5 separate regions of the Homo sapiens genome follow, and all the other regions are linked to region 1. Evidence: chromatin contacts called from ENCODE Hi-C or POLR2A ChIA-PET data. All regions are on one chromosome and are shown on one strand. Each heading gives the region's core, a stretch centred on a gene start or an enhancer-like site at or near the end of the contact. The rest is flanking DNA. Distances are from core to core; before and after follow the strand shown. Region 1 holds the start of DOLPP1 (dolichyldiphosphatase 1). Region 2 holds the start of SWI5 (SWI5 homologous recombination repair protein). Region 3 holds the start of TOR1A (torsin family 1 member A). Region 4 holds the start of GLE1 (GLE1 RNA export mediator). Region 5 overlaps PTGES (prostaglandin E synthase).

Region 1 (2,700 bases), core at 2-2,501:
AATGAATGAATGGATGAATGAATGGTAGACAGGCAGGCAGGCAGGGCCCAGGACCTGGCAGGGCCATACCACCCCCAGTACAACCCAGAACACCAGCGTCAACGTTCTTTGGCATTCAGTCCTGGTGCCCTCAGCGGACCCAGGTTCTCACATCTCGCAAGACAGCAGCATGAGCAGGCCCTTCCCAGGCAACCAGGGCTCAATGAGGGGCTCCAGCCTTCCCTGGCACTCAACCATCTTACCCAGGGAGGGTCTTGCAAGGTGGGATAACATTAACTGCAGGTATTTACTGAACGCTTACTGCATGCCGGGCACTGTACTCAGCCCTTCTTGTGCCTCCTGCTATTTGATGCTCATACCATCACCAGAAGGTAAGCACTGTAATCAGTCCCACTTTAGAGATGAATTAACTTAAGCAGAGGCAGGCACCTGCACAAGGCCTCAGCCTCAACTGGAGCCCAGATGGGTCTGACCCCCACGCCCAGGCTCTGCGCCACTCTTACTAGACAGCCTCCAGAACGCCGCTAATGGACCTCTCAACTGGAAAGCCCTGCACTTCGAGAGGTGTGTCTGATGGGAAGCAACAGAAGTCAAGTTCCCGGAGGCTGCCCGCCCCCTCATCGGGTCCTCTCTGTTGTGGAATCGTGCCCTGCTCAGGGCGTGGCACCACAAGTACTCAAAAGCCTGGCTTCGGCTTGCACACTCCCAGCAACGGGGAGCTCTTTCTCTTACAAGCAGCCCAAAGCACTGTTCGAAGGAAACAAGACACTCCCTGCACGCTGGAACAGGAGTGCGGCCTCTCTGGGACAGGGGAGGGCGGGGAAGAAGGGCCAAGGTCCAGGCCAGGGATCTTTTCTCGCCTCACACAGATCCTCAACCCATTTCAGCCCACCGGCGCCCCGGGACCCGGGGGAGCGCCCTGGCCGCGCAGCCGCAGAGTGCGCGAGCGAGCGCCTCACAATTTCGCCCAGCTCATCCTCGCACCACTGCGCCTGCGCGGCGCGCGCGCCGGCCGAGCCCCTCCGTGGTTCACTATTTGACAGTTCCCACCCCGGTCCCCCGGCGCCCCCTCCGCGGGCTCGAGCAGGCCGGAGCGCCCGGGACTGAGAGGCCGTCCCTGGGAAGGCGTCCTTGGAGCCGGGACCGCCTTTTACCTGCAGGATATTCGACGTGGGTGAGGGTCACCGGCCGCCATGAAGCGGGGAGCGAGCACTGTCCGTCCGCTGCCATCTTACCCGGAGACCGGGCTTCTTCGAGCAGCCAATGGGGAGCCAGGGGGGCGGTGGTCCTGACCTATCACGCCGGGGAGGCGCCGTGCACCCAATCGGAGGCCAATATAGGTAGCGGCGCAGCCATTCAGCGTGCAGGCCGTGGGGGCTGGCCCGAGCGGCGAATCAGAGAGCGGGGCCCCTGGGAGCCAACGAGCCGCCCCAGCTGGCGCCCAATCTGGGGCGAGCGCAGGTAGGCATCTGGCCAATCAGAGAAGGGGAGGGTTCCAGCACCGAACAGGGAGCATAACAGCCAATCAGAAGGTGAGGCTGCCTCAGCTTGTGGGCAGGGCGGGCCAATCAGGCGCTGGCTTTGGGGGCGTGTTGAACTTTGGTGGGAGCTTTGGTTCGGCTGGGACCTGCGCCCTGAATGAAGGCTTCCCTGGTACCCCCTGCCGATCCGCGGTCTTGGGGACCTGCGCGTCCGATAGCGCGTGCTCGAAGAGGAGAGGCAACCTCAGCTCCAGGGGGTTTGAACCGACCCACTTTCAGTTACGAGTAAACTGAGACCAGAGAGCAGAGGGGGCTTATTTCCCTCTGCCCCATACTGGCCGGCGAAAGGGCAAGTCACACAGAGCAGGCGACCTTTTTGTCAAAAGTGTGTGGGGCGGGGCGCGCAGTAGGCGCCCTAAACGCTGGACTGAACAGAGAAGCTTAATTGATACTTAAGAGTGGAAGCTTAGCTACAGTTAAGGACTCCTTCCTCCTTTCATTCATTTAATAAAGATTTATTGATTCAGTCACGTCTATGCTACTTAATGAGGCGTCTTGGGAGCATTTCAAACAAGAAGTCGGTTTTCCACCTACCCCTCAGTTTTCCCAAGACATTCCTGCGTGAACAGCCACACCTTCCCACCCGCCTTCACCTCTCCTACCCGACTCTGTCTCTGGCTGGATTGGATTACAGTGCAGGTAAGGTGGGCTGGGAGGGCTCAGCCTCTTGTCTCCTGCCGCTAGCATGTGCTGTTTTTGTCTGTTTGTTTGTTTTTTGAGACAGGGTCTTGCTCTGAGGCCCAGGCTGGAGTGCAGTGGAACGATCTTGCTCAGCCTCCTGGGTCCAAGTGATTCTCCTGTCTCAGCCTCCCGAGTAGCTGTGACTACAGGCGCGCACCACCGCATCCGGCTAATTTTTGCATTTTTAGTAGAGACCGGGTCTTACCATGTTGGGCAGGCTGGTCTCGAACTCCTGGCCTCAGGTGATCCACCTGCCTCGGCTCCCAAAATGCTGAGATTACAAGCGTGAGCCGCCATGCCCAGCTAATTTTTTTTTTTTTTTTTTGAGACGGAGTCTCGCTCTGTTGCCCAGGCTGGAGTGCAGTGGCACGCCCGGCTAATTTTCGTACTTTTCGTAGAGACGGGGTTTCACCGTGTTGGTCAGGATGGTCTTGATCTCCTGACCTCGTGATCCGCCCACCTCGGCCTCCCAAAGTGC
Region 2 (2,700 bases), core at 70-2,569, 800 kb after region 1:
CAAATACCAAGTCTTTCCCGATCTAACTTCTTTTTTGTTTTTGAGACTTGTCTAGCTCTGTTGTCCAGGCTGGAGTGCAGTGGTGCAATCTCGGCTTACTGCAACCTCCACCTTCCGGGTTCAAGCAATTCTCCTGCCTCAGCCTCCTGAGTAGTTGGGATTACAGGCCTGCACCACCACGCTCGGCTGATTTTTTTGTATTTTTAGTAGAGACAGGGTTTCATCATGTTGGGCAGGCTGGTCTTGAACTCCTGACCTCAAATGATCTGCCCGCCTCAGCCTCCCAAAGTGCTGGGATTACAGGTGTGAGCCACTGCACCCGGCCCTCACGATCTACCTTAAGAGTGGTGGTAGTTGTAGTGGCAACTCCATCTGGGGGATGAGAGAAGGAGTAGGCTGCGTTTTGGGGGTGGCTTGCCAGCGAAGAGGAGAGACTATTAGCAACGAAAGGAGTGGCCAGGGTGAACGCCAAGCATTTTCCTGACTGGGGAGCTATGGGTTTGTTTAAAGGCAGGGCTGGGTGAGGGGTGAAAAGAGCGAGGAGGAGAGATGGCTGGTGCTGGACTGGAGTGAAAGGCATCTGAGGAGCCAGGAGACAGGATGGGGAGGGAGAGGAGTTAGCCTAGGACAGGACAGGATAACACTTCTTTGAAGACTGGCGGGCATGAGGAAAGGAAGGGGAGGGATTCGGGAATGACCTGGCGGTTCTCAGTCGACTGGGAGAAGATATGGAAGAGGGCCAAGCGGGGATTGGCTGCTGTTGGGATGGGGAGTGGGGCCGGGAGCGCACAAGGGAAGGTCGAGGATGGGAAAGGGGGTGTGGGGGAAGAAATACTCACAGGGGATCGGAAGGCCCCGCGGCAACTTCGGGTAAGTCTTGGTTCAGTCCTAGAGAGGAATCCGAGGGGAAAGTCTGATTGGACCCACAGCCCGCTGTGAGGACGGGGTACTGTGGGGATGCGGGAGGAGGAGCAGTTGGGAAGTAGGAGCGCCAGGGACTGGATCCATCTGGAAAGGGGGCAGACACGCTCTCAGGATCAGGGTAGAGACCCTCTAGGAAGGGGGCGTTCTGAGACGGGGGTTGTCTGGAGCACTGGATGGGAGTCTTTGGAGGTGATTTCTGGGAAGGGAGAGTCTGGGGCAGGGCTGTGAGGAGTCAGGAAAGAAACTGTGGAGTCCGTTCCTCGCCCACCTCCTGAGCCCTGGGGTCCGAGGCCCCCGGATCAGGGGGTTCAATGGCGCAAGAGGGTCCAGCGCGGGAGTCGGAGAGCGACCTCTCAGGTGCACCGGGCCAGGAACTCTGACCCGGAGTGTGAACTGGCGCACAGAAAGCTGCGCGCGCACCCAAGGAAAGCCGGCCCCGCCCCTCTCCCGAGGTGGGCGGGGACAGCGGTTGCGTGCGCAGCTTTTGTTGTGACGCCACAGGTCCCTCTGGCCACGCCGCTGCATAGCCACGCCCCCTTCCGCTTCATATTTCTCATTGACCAATGGGCTTTGATCTTTGAGGCCACGCCCCCATTCTGCGCTCCAGTATCGCCCTGGTTACGCCTCCTCTGGCTCCGTCGCACAGCTGCGCGGTGGCTGACTGACTTCCGCAGTGGTTGCCGGGATCGCGCTGATGTGGCCCCAACCCCGCCTCCCTCCCCGCCCCGCGATGTCGGAAGAAACCCGACAGAGCAAATTGGCCGCAGCGAAGAAAAAGGTAAAGTGCACCGGGTCGCGGCCCCCCGACCCAGCCCCAGCCCCACTCCGATGGCAGGACCATGGCCAGAGTCTCTGCCACTCCTGAGGCACACCGGGCTGGGCTCCCCACGGCGCGTCCGGGCTCCCTCCACCAAAGTCTTGTCAGCCAGCCCCGCCCCCTCAGCCGCCCAGCCCCCGCCCTCGCCAGTCGCCCCCGGGTGACTTTGGGCTGGTGCTCCCGGGGCTCCCCGCTCCAGACTCGGCCCTCACCTCCTGCCCCCCGAAGTCCGACCTCCCTGGGCTCTTTGGGCTGGCGTCTCCAAGGACCTAGGACCCCAGCAATTCAGCCCCTGCCCTCGCCAGTGACTTTGGGCCCGTGACTCCCGGGGCCCCCCGCTCCAGACTCGACCCTCACCTCCTGCCGCCCCAAACCGGACCTCCCGGGGTTCTTTGGTCTCGGGTCTCCAAGGACCTGGGTCCTGGCCCTGCGGTCCCCTCCCCCATCGCGGAGCGGCGACTTGGACGTCGCGCTGATGTTCCCCCTAGGAGTGGAATGTAGTGACGTCACAATCCCCCTCGGAACCGTAATTAGTTGCGCGAGACCAGTCTTTGATCTTAGGACCCAGTCCCCTAAGTGTTCTCATCCCGCTTCTGGTTCCTCTGGTCACAGCATAAATTTCCAGCTGGAAGGGGATTGGGGACTATGGGACCTAGGAGGGAGAGGTTTCAGGCTGCCTTACACCCTTAACATAGACATTGACAGTGTGAAAAGCCTACACTTCACCCGTGAACTGAAAACATTGGCAGTATCTCTGGGTGGCAATGTGAGAACGGGATTGGTTTGGTTTTCCCCCAGGCTTCTACTCTCCAGAGAGACTTTAACATTTTTTTCTGACTTCTCCACCTCATATTCGAATTCTCCATGGTTCTGGGACCAGAGTGCCCTTCAGTGGTCTCTGGAATGAGATCTGCTTATCTTCTGTGGAACAGGTCTTGGGAAACTGAACTTGACAGCTT
Region 3 (2,700 bases), core at 32-2,531, 740 kb before region 1:
CAAGTGATCAAGTCAGCACCAACAGTGGTAAGTAACGTTGAACAGTAAGAACCCTTCCTTGGTAGGATGTGATGAGCATAGCACTTTACCTCTGTGATCTTCCTTCCAAAACGCCATAACGCTTGTCTAATCCTGAGAAAAACATCAAATCCCAATAGAGGGCCAGCCCACCAAAGATTTGGCCAGTACTCCTCAAAACTATCAAGGTCATCAAAAATAAAAAGCTGAGGCCAGGCGCGGTGGCTCACGCCTGTAATCCCAGCACTTTGGGAGGCTGAGACGGGCAGATCATGAGGTCAGATCAAGACCATCCTGGCCAACATGGTGAAACCCCGTCTCTACCAAAAATACAAAAATTAGCCGGGCATGGTGGTGTGTGCCTGTAATCCCAGCTGCTCAGGAGGCTGAGACAGGAGAATCGCTTGAACCTGGGAGGCAGAGGTTGCAGTGAGCTGAGATCATGCCACTGCACTCCAGCTAAAATAAAAATAAAAGGCTGAGACACTGTCATTAACAGTAGTCTAAGACATGACAACGAAATATAATGTGGTATCCTGAATGGAAACCTGCAGCAGAAAAAGGCATTAAGTAAAAGGAAGGAAATCTGAATAAACTACACTTTAGTTAATATGACAACAGTGCATCGTTAATTTTAACAAATGTAGCACACTAATAATGTAAGATTTTAGTAATAGGGGAAATTGCAGGGATGGGTGGCACATGGGAACTCTCTACTATCTTCTCAATTTTTCTGTAAATCTGTTCTAAAAAATAACGTCCGTTATTATTATTATTATTATTATTATTATTTGCGGGGAGGGGACACAGTCTTGCTCTGTCTCCCAGGCTGGAGTGCAGTGGTGAGATCTCGGCTCACTGCAATCTCCGCCTCCTGGGTTCAAGCGATTCTCATGTGTCAGCCTCCCCAGTAGCTAGGGCTACAGGTGCCTACCACCACACCCGGCTAATTTTATATTTTTAGTAGAGACGTGGTTTCACCATGTTGGTCAGGCTGGTCTCGAACTCCTGACCTCAGGTGATCCGCCCGCCTCAGCCTCCCAAAGGGCTGGGATTACAGGCAGGAGCCACCATGCCTGGCAAAAATAACGTCCATAAACAAAAACACGTGGCCAACAGGGGCGGAGCAGAACCGAGTTTCCGGAAGCAAAACAGGGCTTTGTACCGAACAAAGATGGCGGCCGCCGGCGTCGGGAGGAGGGCTGCCCTGAAGAAAGATGGCCTCCGCGAGAGGAGGAACCGGAAGCGTGGGTCTGGCGGCTGCACCGGTTCGCGGTCGGCGCGAGAACAAGCAGGGTGGCGCGGGTCCGGGCATGAAGCTGGGCCGGGCCGTGCTGGGCCTGCTGCTGCTGGCGCCGTCCGTGGTGCAGGCGGTGGAGCCCATCAGCCTGGGACTGGCCCTGGCCGGCGTCCTCACCGGCTACATCTACCCGCGTCTCTACTGCCTCTTCGCCGAGTGCTGCGGGCAGAAGCGGAGCCTTAGCCGGGAGGGTAGGCTGGGGCGGGGGCTGGAGGCTGGGGCTGGGGCTGGGGCTGGGCGATGGCACTAGGGCTGAACTAGGACCAGGGCATGGAGAATGGAGGATGGAGGCCGGGGGATGGCACCAGGGCCGGGCTAGGACTAGGGCTGGAGCGGGGCCTGGGGGCTGGGGCTGGGCGATGGCACTAGGGCCGGGTTGGGGCTGGGGCTGGGGCTGGGGGATGGAGCGGGGCCCGGGGGCTGGGGGTGGGGCTGGGGGATCGCACTAGGGCTGGGTTAAGACCAGGGCGGTTGGCTGGGGCTAGGGGATTGAGGATGGTGGATGGAGGCTGGGGGATGGCAGTAGGGCCGGGCTAGGACTGGGGCTGGAGCGGAGTTTGGGGGCTGGGGCTCAGGAGCGGGGGCTGGGGCTGGGGCTGGGGCTGGGGGATGGCACTAGGGCCAGGCCGGGGTAGGGGTCACATCCCAGGAGGGCCGGGCCTGGGCAGAGCTGAGTCCGCGGGGGCCGGACCCCGGAAGCCAAGCGGCCGGCCTGCAGGATGAGGCCTGGCTCCTCGGCCATGACCACAGACGTGCCAGACTTAAGTCGGAGACCTGAGGAGCCAGGCTGCAGGTTGGCCTACTTTGCGCTAAGCTGGGGGTGGACCAGTGGTAACCTCCCTCCGAAGTGGGTTCTGCCTCCTTTCTAGCCTAGCGGGAGACAGGAAGGATGGTGAGGACTCTTCCGCAGCCGACCAGGAGGGACCAAACTGTTTCCTTTCCCGGCTCTGCCTTGGGGTGGGAGGAGCAGCACAGGGGTTAGGGGTGCAAACTGGTGGCAGTGGCAGTGGCACCAAGGGGCTTTTCGGGAAGGAGTCGGGCCAGGGCTTTAGAATAGGCAGGACCAGCAAAGGGAGGGCTCCCTGGACCGCCGTCCCCTCTGGGCCAGGAGCTTACAGACCGCAGTACTTGAGGTTTCGCAAGGTGCTTGGAGGGCGTCTAGACGGCTTTGCTGGCTTTCTTATGGGCTGTAAATGTGGCTACATTTTGCCGCTGTTTCTTCCCCACTCCTGATTGGCTTTGTCTTTCCCAGCACTGCAGAAGGATCTGGACGACAACCTCTTTGGACAGCATCTTGCAAAGAAAATCATCTTAAATGCCGTGTTTGGTTTCATAAACAACCCAAAGCCCAAGAAACCTCTCACGCTCTCCCTGCACGGGTG
Region 4 (2,700 bases), core at 188-2,687, 580 kb after region 1:
CAGGCTGGTCGCGAACTCTTGACCTCAAGTGATCCGTCCCCCTCGGCCTCCCAACGTGCTGGGATTACGGGCCTGAGCCACCACGCCTAGCCTTGCATGTGATTATTTTGATACAAGCTTACAAAATCTGGGACATTTAAAATAAAATAAATAAATAATAAAAGTAATGGATTACAACTCACTGAATAAAATAGAAAGCACCTCCTTACAGTAGAATGCCAACTAACAAATGCAGAAGGAATAGCGGATATAAAGAAACAGGATCTGGCAACGTCATAGAGGTATCGATTCATGTGGAAAACATCAATGAATGCTAAAGCCATGGAGGATTAAGGTTTGCCCAGAAAAAAGGATACTGGTATTATTACTTCCCAACAATTACTAAGGGAAAAATGACGAATTTTAAACGGAGAGACCAGGCAGATAATAACGTAACCAGGTGATCAAGATTAGCATCACCAGTGTTGGGATGGGTTGACATCTGTGTGCCTCCTCATGTGACTTACTGAGAAAGCCATGGCATCATTTCTGTGGTATTCCTGCCAAGAATGCTTAACCTTGGTCTGGTGGTTTGAAAGCACATATGCTGGCAGTCAACCTACAGAATGTAAGGTCTGTATTTTTCAAAACTGTCAACAACATAAAAGACAGGGAAATACTTTAGGATTGTTTCCCAAGAAGTCTGAGGATGCAGGACAACGCCTTATCTGTAGCTAACTAGCAGCGACTCGGGAATGGGAGCTCGGCCTTAACTCTCCACATCCCTCCACTTCTCGCGCAGAGCTTTGCAAATGCTAGGTACGGTGACCACGCCCCCATTCACTTTCCAGGTCTGCCAAATCAATCTAAAAATTTGGTCATTTCACTAGTAGCAATGGATTAGGTCGTGTCAATCGTTCGTCGCAAACTCTAGAGCTCCCAGCACATGAGACATACAGTAAGTTAACTGAACCTGGGGCCGAGATTGCTTTGACAACAGCAGAACGGAGAAGGCGCCCAACTGGCGGAGGGTAGCAATGAAGCCTTCAGAGCGCGGGGCACCTGTGAAGTCAGGGGAGCTCCCCGAAACGCTAAAATAGGCTGAAGAGGACAGAAACCCCAGGACAGAGGGATGTACACACAGAAGTCAAGAAATAAATGCAGGTTGTTAGACTGCACGGGTTCCCGGGAGCAGAACGTGCCAACGGCTAGGGAGAAGGTTTCGGTCGCGAGGGGCCGGAAAGGCCTACGTCCTCCGGGGCCACCGCTCACCTCGCGCCGCAGCAGCCAGTCGCGGTAGTAGCAAAGGCGACCTTTGTCGGAACTGCGTAGGGCCTTCAAGGTCTCCCAGCAGCGACCCTCAGACGGCATGGTTGGCTAAGGGGCAGCTTCTCTGACGCCCCCCTTCTGACCAAACAAGCCCTCGAATCAGCCGCCGGGAAGGCCACACAGGCTTCTGCTTCCGGGACGCGCGCGCAGCACAGCCCCGCCCCTAACGCCTGCACGCCCCACCTCCGGCGACGCTCCCGCGTTCCCGCCCTCCCACCAGTGCGCCTGCGCGCAGGGCTTGGCTGTCGGGGCACGTTCCGCAGAGGTAACCACCGCTCCCAATCCCCGGGGCTGCTGAAAATTTGTCTGTGCCTTGAGACTGTGCAGAAACTGGAACCCTCATACACTGCTCATGGGACTGTAAAATGAAGCACCTGCTGTGGAAGACAGTCTGGCAGTTCCTCAAAAGGTTAAACAATTACCATTTGACCCAGCAATTCTCCTAGGTAAATATATATATATATATAAAATACGCCAAAGAAATGAAACCTATGTATATATAAAAACTTGTCCATGAATGTTCACAGCAGTGTTATTCATAATAGCCAAAAAGTGAAAGCAACCCAAACGTCCATCCATTGGTGAATGGATAAATAAAATATAGTACTATGTGCGCGGTTCCCGAGTTCCCCCGCTTTCTGTGCACTGACCAAGTATCAGAGTGCCTTGACCGCCCTGTGACCCAGCCAGCTGCAAGTTTTTTCCTGCAGACTTGCAACCAAACACGGGCCTTGCATATCCCTAGGCACTAAGGATATCTAGGTTATTGCCCAAAACGCTGAAACTGACCCCTGCTTTTAGCCAAATTCCATAAACCCTCATATAAACTTCATACCCTGACCCCTCGCTGGGGATGTACCTAGGTGAAACACCGCTTCTCTCTGTCTGTCGCGAGAATTGCTGCAGCCCACTCTGTAAGCTTCCCTAATAAATGTTTTGGGTTTAATGCTGCTTTTTTGAGACAGAGTCTTGCTCTGTCCCCCAGGCTGGAGTACAGTGGCTCGATCTCGGCTCACTGCAACCTCCGCCTCCCGGGTTCAAGCGATTCTCCTGCCTCAGCTCCCCGTGTAGCTGGGACTACACGCGCCAGCCACCACGCCCAGCTATTTTGTATTTTTAGCAGAGGCGGGGTTTCACCATGTTGGTCAGGCTGGTCTCGAACTCCTGACCTCAGTTGATCCACCCACCTCGACCTCCCAAAGCGTTGGGATTACAGGCATGAGCCACTGCGCCCGGCCATAGTGCTTCTTTGGAATCCCAACCAGCCCTGTTTGGCAGGAGGAAACACCACATCTATATAATGGAATGTTATGGGGCCATAAAAATAAAGTGCTGATGATACGCTGCAACATCAATCTTGAAAGCATTATGCTGAGAGAAGCCAGTCATGAA
Region 5 (2,700 bases), core at 81-2,580, 660 kb before region 1:
CGCCTCCCGGGTTCAAGCGATTCTCCCGCCTCAGCCTCCTGAGTAGCTGGGATTACAGGCGCGTATCACCATACCCAGCTAATTTTTGTATTTTTAGTAGAGACGGGTTCACCATGTTGCCCAGGAGGGTCTCGAACTCCTGGCCTCAAGTGATCCACCGGCCTCGGCCTCCCAAAGTGCTGGGATGACAGGCATGAATCACTGTGCTCAGCCACCATCTGGAGTTTTAAAAGGCTCCCATGTGAGTCCCTGTGATGGCCAGGCCAGGGGACCCCTGCCAGTTCTCTGTGGAAGCAAGGCTGGGGTCTTGGGTTCCTGTATGGTGGAAGCTGGGTGAGCCAAGGACAGGGCTGGCTCCTCTGCCCCCGCTGACGCTTCCCTTGCCGTTGGCTTTGGATGTCTTTGCTGCAGTCTTCTCTCTGGCTCAGGTGTGGGTGGGAGGGGCCCACAGGAAGCTCAGCCTTCTCCTCCCAAGGTTTGAGTCCCTCCAAAGGGCAGTGGGTGGAGGACCGGGAGCTTTGGGTGACCAGCCACTCAAAGGAACTTTCTGGTCCCTTCAGTATCTTCAAGGTTTGGAAACTGCAAATGTCCCCTTGATGGGGAATCCGTGTGTGTGTGTGTGTGTGTGTGTGTGTGTGTGTGTGTGTGTGTGTGTTTTCTCCTAGACCCGTGACCTGAGATGTGTGATTTTTAGTCATTAAATGGAAGTGTCTGCCAGCTGGGCCCAGCACCTCGTCTTGGGTTGCGCGTTCCTGGTGTTCCCTGCTGCCCAAGCTGGCCTGATGCTCCAGCGCGCTGGGCGTTCTTGCCGGTGACTGTCTACAGCCAGTTTGGCGGGACAAGATCTCTGGCGCAGACACCAACGCGCCCTGGCTGGGTGTTAATCACACAGCAAGCAGCAGCCTCCTGCCTCCCGTTGGGGCGGGTAAGGTGGCATCTGGCGAGGTGAGCCAGGAGCACCCAAATCCTGCCCCGGCCAGGTCACCCCTCCCTGCGGGGCTGCCCCGCCCGCGGGCTGCCATTATCAGCTCCGTCAACCAGGACACGGAGACTCCAGGAGGCCAGCGCCCGGAAGTGCGGGGCCAGGTCTGAAAGTCGGGGCTGCCAAAGTCCCTGGGCGGAGCCCCTGTGCTGCACGGCCTCACTTTCCCTGAACGCCCCCTCCCAGCACCCCGAGGCCGGAGCCCCTCTAACGGATGGGACCTGCCGTGCCGGGGGTTCTCCAGCAGCGCAGGGACCCCAGGCCCCGCCAGAAAGCGCCGTGAGGCCCCGGGTCCCGTTCGGAGCTGAGAGGGGAAACACTGCCCCCTGGTGGTAAGGGGACGCCTCTGTTTTTGGGCCGCGGCGGCTCTCGGGAGAGAAACGGGAAGGGCGCGATCCAGTATTGAGCACCTACTGCTTGCTAAGCGTTGGGCTGGGCATACTAGTTGGATTTTTTTCCAACTTATGTCTGTAATTCAAGCACTTTGGGAGGCCGAAGTTGGAAGATCTGAGCCCAGGGGTTTGAGACTAGCCTGGGCAACAGAGCTAGATCCCTTTTCTACCAAAAAAAAAAAAAAGAATTAGCCGGGTGTAATGGTGCCTGCCTATGGTCCCAGCTACTCGGGAGGCTGAGGCAGGAGGATCGCTTGAGCCTGGGAAGTTGAGGCTGCAGTGAGCCGAGATCCCACCACTGCACTCCAGCCCGGGCAACAGAGGGAAAATGTCTCAAAAAAAAAAAAAAAAAATCCCCAAAACAATCCGAGGCAGGAGGGATTTCCGCTTTCTAGATGAGGAAGGTGAGGGTTTTTAGATGAGAGAGGCAAGGTTCACAGGAAGGAGGCTTGTAGGGGGTGTCTCCTCACAGGGGAGAGGTGACTTGCCTGCTGTCCCTGGGCTCGGACAGTGTAAGGCCAGAGGGAGGACAGATCCCAGGGCAGGGGCCATCCAGGAGGCGAACCCAGCGTGCATTCTTGTTGTTGTTGTTGTTGTTGTTTGAGATGGAGTCTCACTCTGTCACCCAGGCTGGAGTGCAGTGGTGCCATCTCGGCTCACTGCAACCTCTCCTTCCCAGGTTCAAACCATTCTCCTGTCTCCGCCTCCCGAGTAGCTGGGATTACATACAGGCATGTGCCACCACACCCGGCTAATTTTTATATTTTTAGTAGAGACAGGGTTTCACCATGTTGGCCAGGCTGGTCTCGAACTCCTGACCTCAAGTGATCTGCCTGCCTCAGCCTCCCAAAGTGCTGGGATTACAGGAGTGAGCCACCGTGCCTGGCCACAGCAGCGTGCGCTTTTATATTTATATTTTCCTTCCTGGGGAAAGAGGGGCTCTGTGGGCAAAATAACCTGCTGGGAACCCACCGGACCCAGGTGAGCAGGGGCATCGGATGCCCATGGCAATACTGTGAACCTGGGGCGTGGGTGAAGGAGGCGGCCCCCACCACACTGGAGCCGCAGAGACCACGAGACCATGAGGTCCCCTGCCCGGCACCGCCCCTGTTCTGTCGGCTTGTGAGTGCCTCCTCAGGGTGGGGTGGTGCCCGATGCTGGGGTGGCAACCTCATCCTGCCCCCCGTCCCCATGCATGCAGCTCCAGCCTGGGGTGGGCGGGCTCCGCAGGACGGCGCCCGTGATGACCCCAAGGCTCAGCGCCCTGATGGAGGCAGATGGGGCCTTTTAACCCCTGCTGGGGAGCGGCTGCCTGGGGAGGGGGCA

Evidence for each region. A loop is a pair of places that touch in the nucleus more often than their neighbours do. ChIA-PET counts read pairs that join two places held with the same protein, here RNA polymerase II (POLR2A). Pooled maps may share reads with other maps.
Region 2: a loop to region 1 is called in a map with no recorded cell type, with 16 times the contacts of the local background. The contact joins the promoter of SWI5 here to the promoter of DOLPP1 in region 1. A Hi-C loop is called at or near these places in 1 of 37 single-sample maps with no recorded cell type and 8 of 50 pooled maps. POLR2A ChIA-PET finds 5 or more read pairs at or near these places in 1 of 52 experiments (GM10248).
Region 3: a loop to region 1 is called in a pooled map, with 9 times the contacts of the local background. The contact joins the promoter of TOR1A here to the promoter of DOLPP1 in region 1. A Hi-C loop is called at or near these places in 8 of 50 pooled maps.
Region 4: a map of B cell shows a loop between it and region 1 (29-fold over the local background). The contact joins the promoter of GLE1 here to the promoter of DOLPP1 in region 1. A Hi-C loop is called at or near these places in 1 of 168 maps with a recorded cell type or tissue (B cell) and 8 of 50 pooled maps. POLR2A ChIA-PET finds 5 or more read pairs at or near these places in 4 of 52 experiments (CD4-positive, alpha-beta T cell, T-cell, activated naive CD4-positive, alpha-beta T cell and 1 more).
Region 5: a pooled map shows a loop between it and region 1 (4-fold over the local background). The contact joins the enhancer-like site here to the promoter of DOLPP1 in region 1. A Hi-C loop is called at or near these places in 1 of 50 pooled maps. POLR2A ChIA-PET finds 5 or more read pairs at or near these places in 2 of 52 experiments (H1 and activated CD8-positive, alpha-beta memory T cell).

What each region holds. Positions count from the first base shown.
Region 1 is chr9:129,079,662-129,082,361 of GRCh38, reverse strand. It overlaps DOLPP1 (dolichyldiphosphatase 1), which reads right to left and starts at 1,251. Exons shown (of 8, transcript NM_020438.5): 1 at 1,155-1,251. The coding sequence starts at 1,230. RefSeq lists a silencer at 824-1,553.
Region 2 is chr9:128,274,895-128,277,594 of GRCh38, reverse strand. SWI5 (SWI5 homologous recombination repair protein) reads right to left here and starts at 1,319. Exons shown (of 5, transcript NM_001318089.2): 1 at 1,193-1,319; 2 at 840-888. The coding sequence starts at 1,254. GOLGA2 (golgin A2) reads left to right here and starts at 1,588. Exons shown (of 27, transcript NM_001366244.2): 1 at 1,588-1,702. The coding sequence starts at 1,619. RefSeq lists enhancers at 1,085-1,214, 2,075-2,124 and a silencer at 1,815-1,924.
Region 3 is chr9:129,822,717-129,825,416 of GRCh38, reverse strand. It overlaps TOR1A (torsin family 1 member A), which reads left to right and starts at 1,281. Exons shown (of 5, transcript NM_000113.3): 1 at 1,281-1,509; 2 at 2,571-2,700. The coding sequence starts at 1,332. RefSeq lists an enhancer at 1,087-1,396 and a silencer at 1,807-1,896.
Region 4 is chr9:128,503,456-128,506,155 of GRCh38, reverse strand. It overlaps GLE1 (GLE1 RNA export mediator), which reads right to left and starts at 1,437. Exons shown (of 16, transcript NM_001003722.2): 1 at 1,252-1,437. The coding sequence starts at 1,350. RefSeq lists an enhancer at 1,037-1,196 and a silencer at 1,417-1,626.
Region 5 is chr9:129,736,366-129,739,065 of GRCh38, reverse strand. PTGES (prostaglandin E synthase) reads left to right here. Exons shown (of 3, transcript NM_004878.5): 3 at 1-717. Among named protein-coding and RNA genes, the nearest start is that of PTGES, 15 kb to the left of the region's middle. RefSeq lists an enhancer at 1,375-1,624. Within about 2 kb of position 1,330, at least 29 of the 41 ENCODE cell types and tissues checked have a DNase peak (open chromatin) inside an H3K27ac peak, as active enhancers do.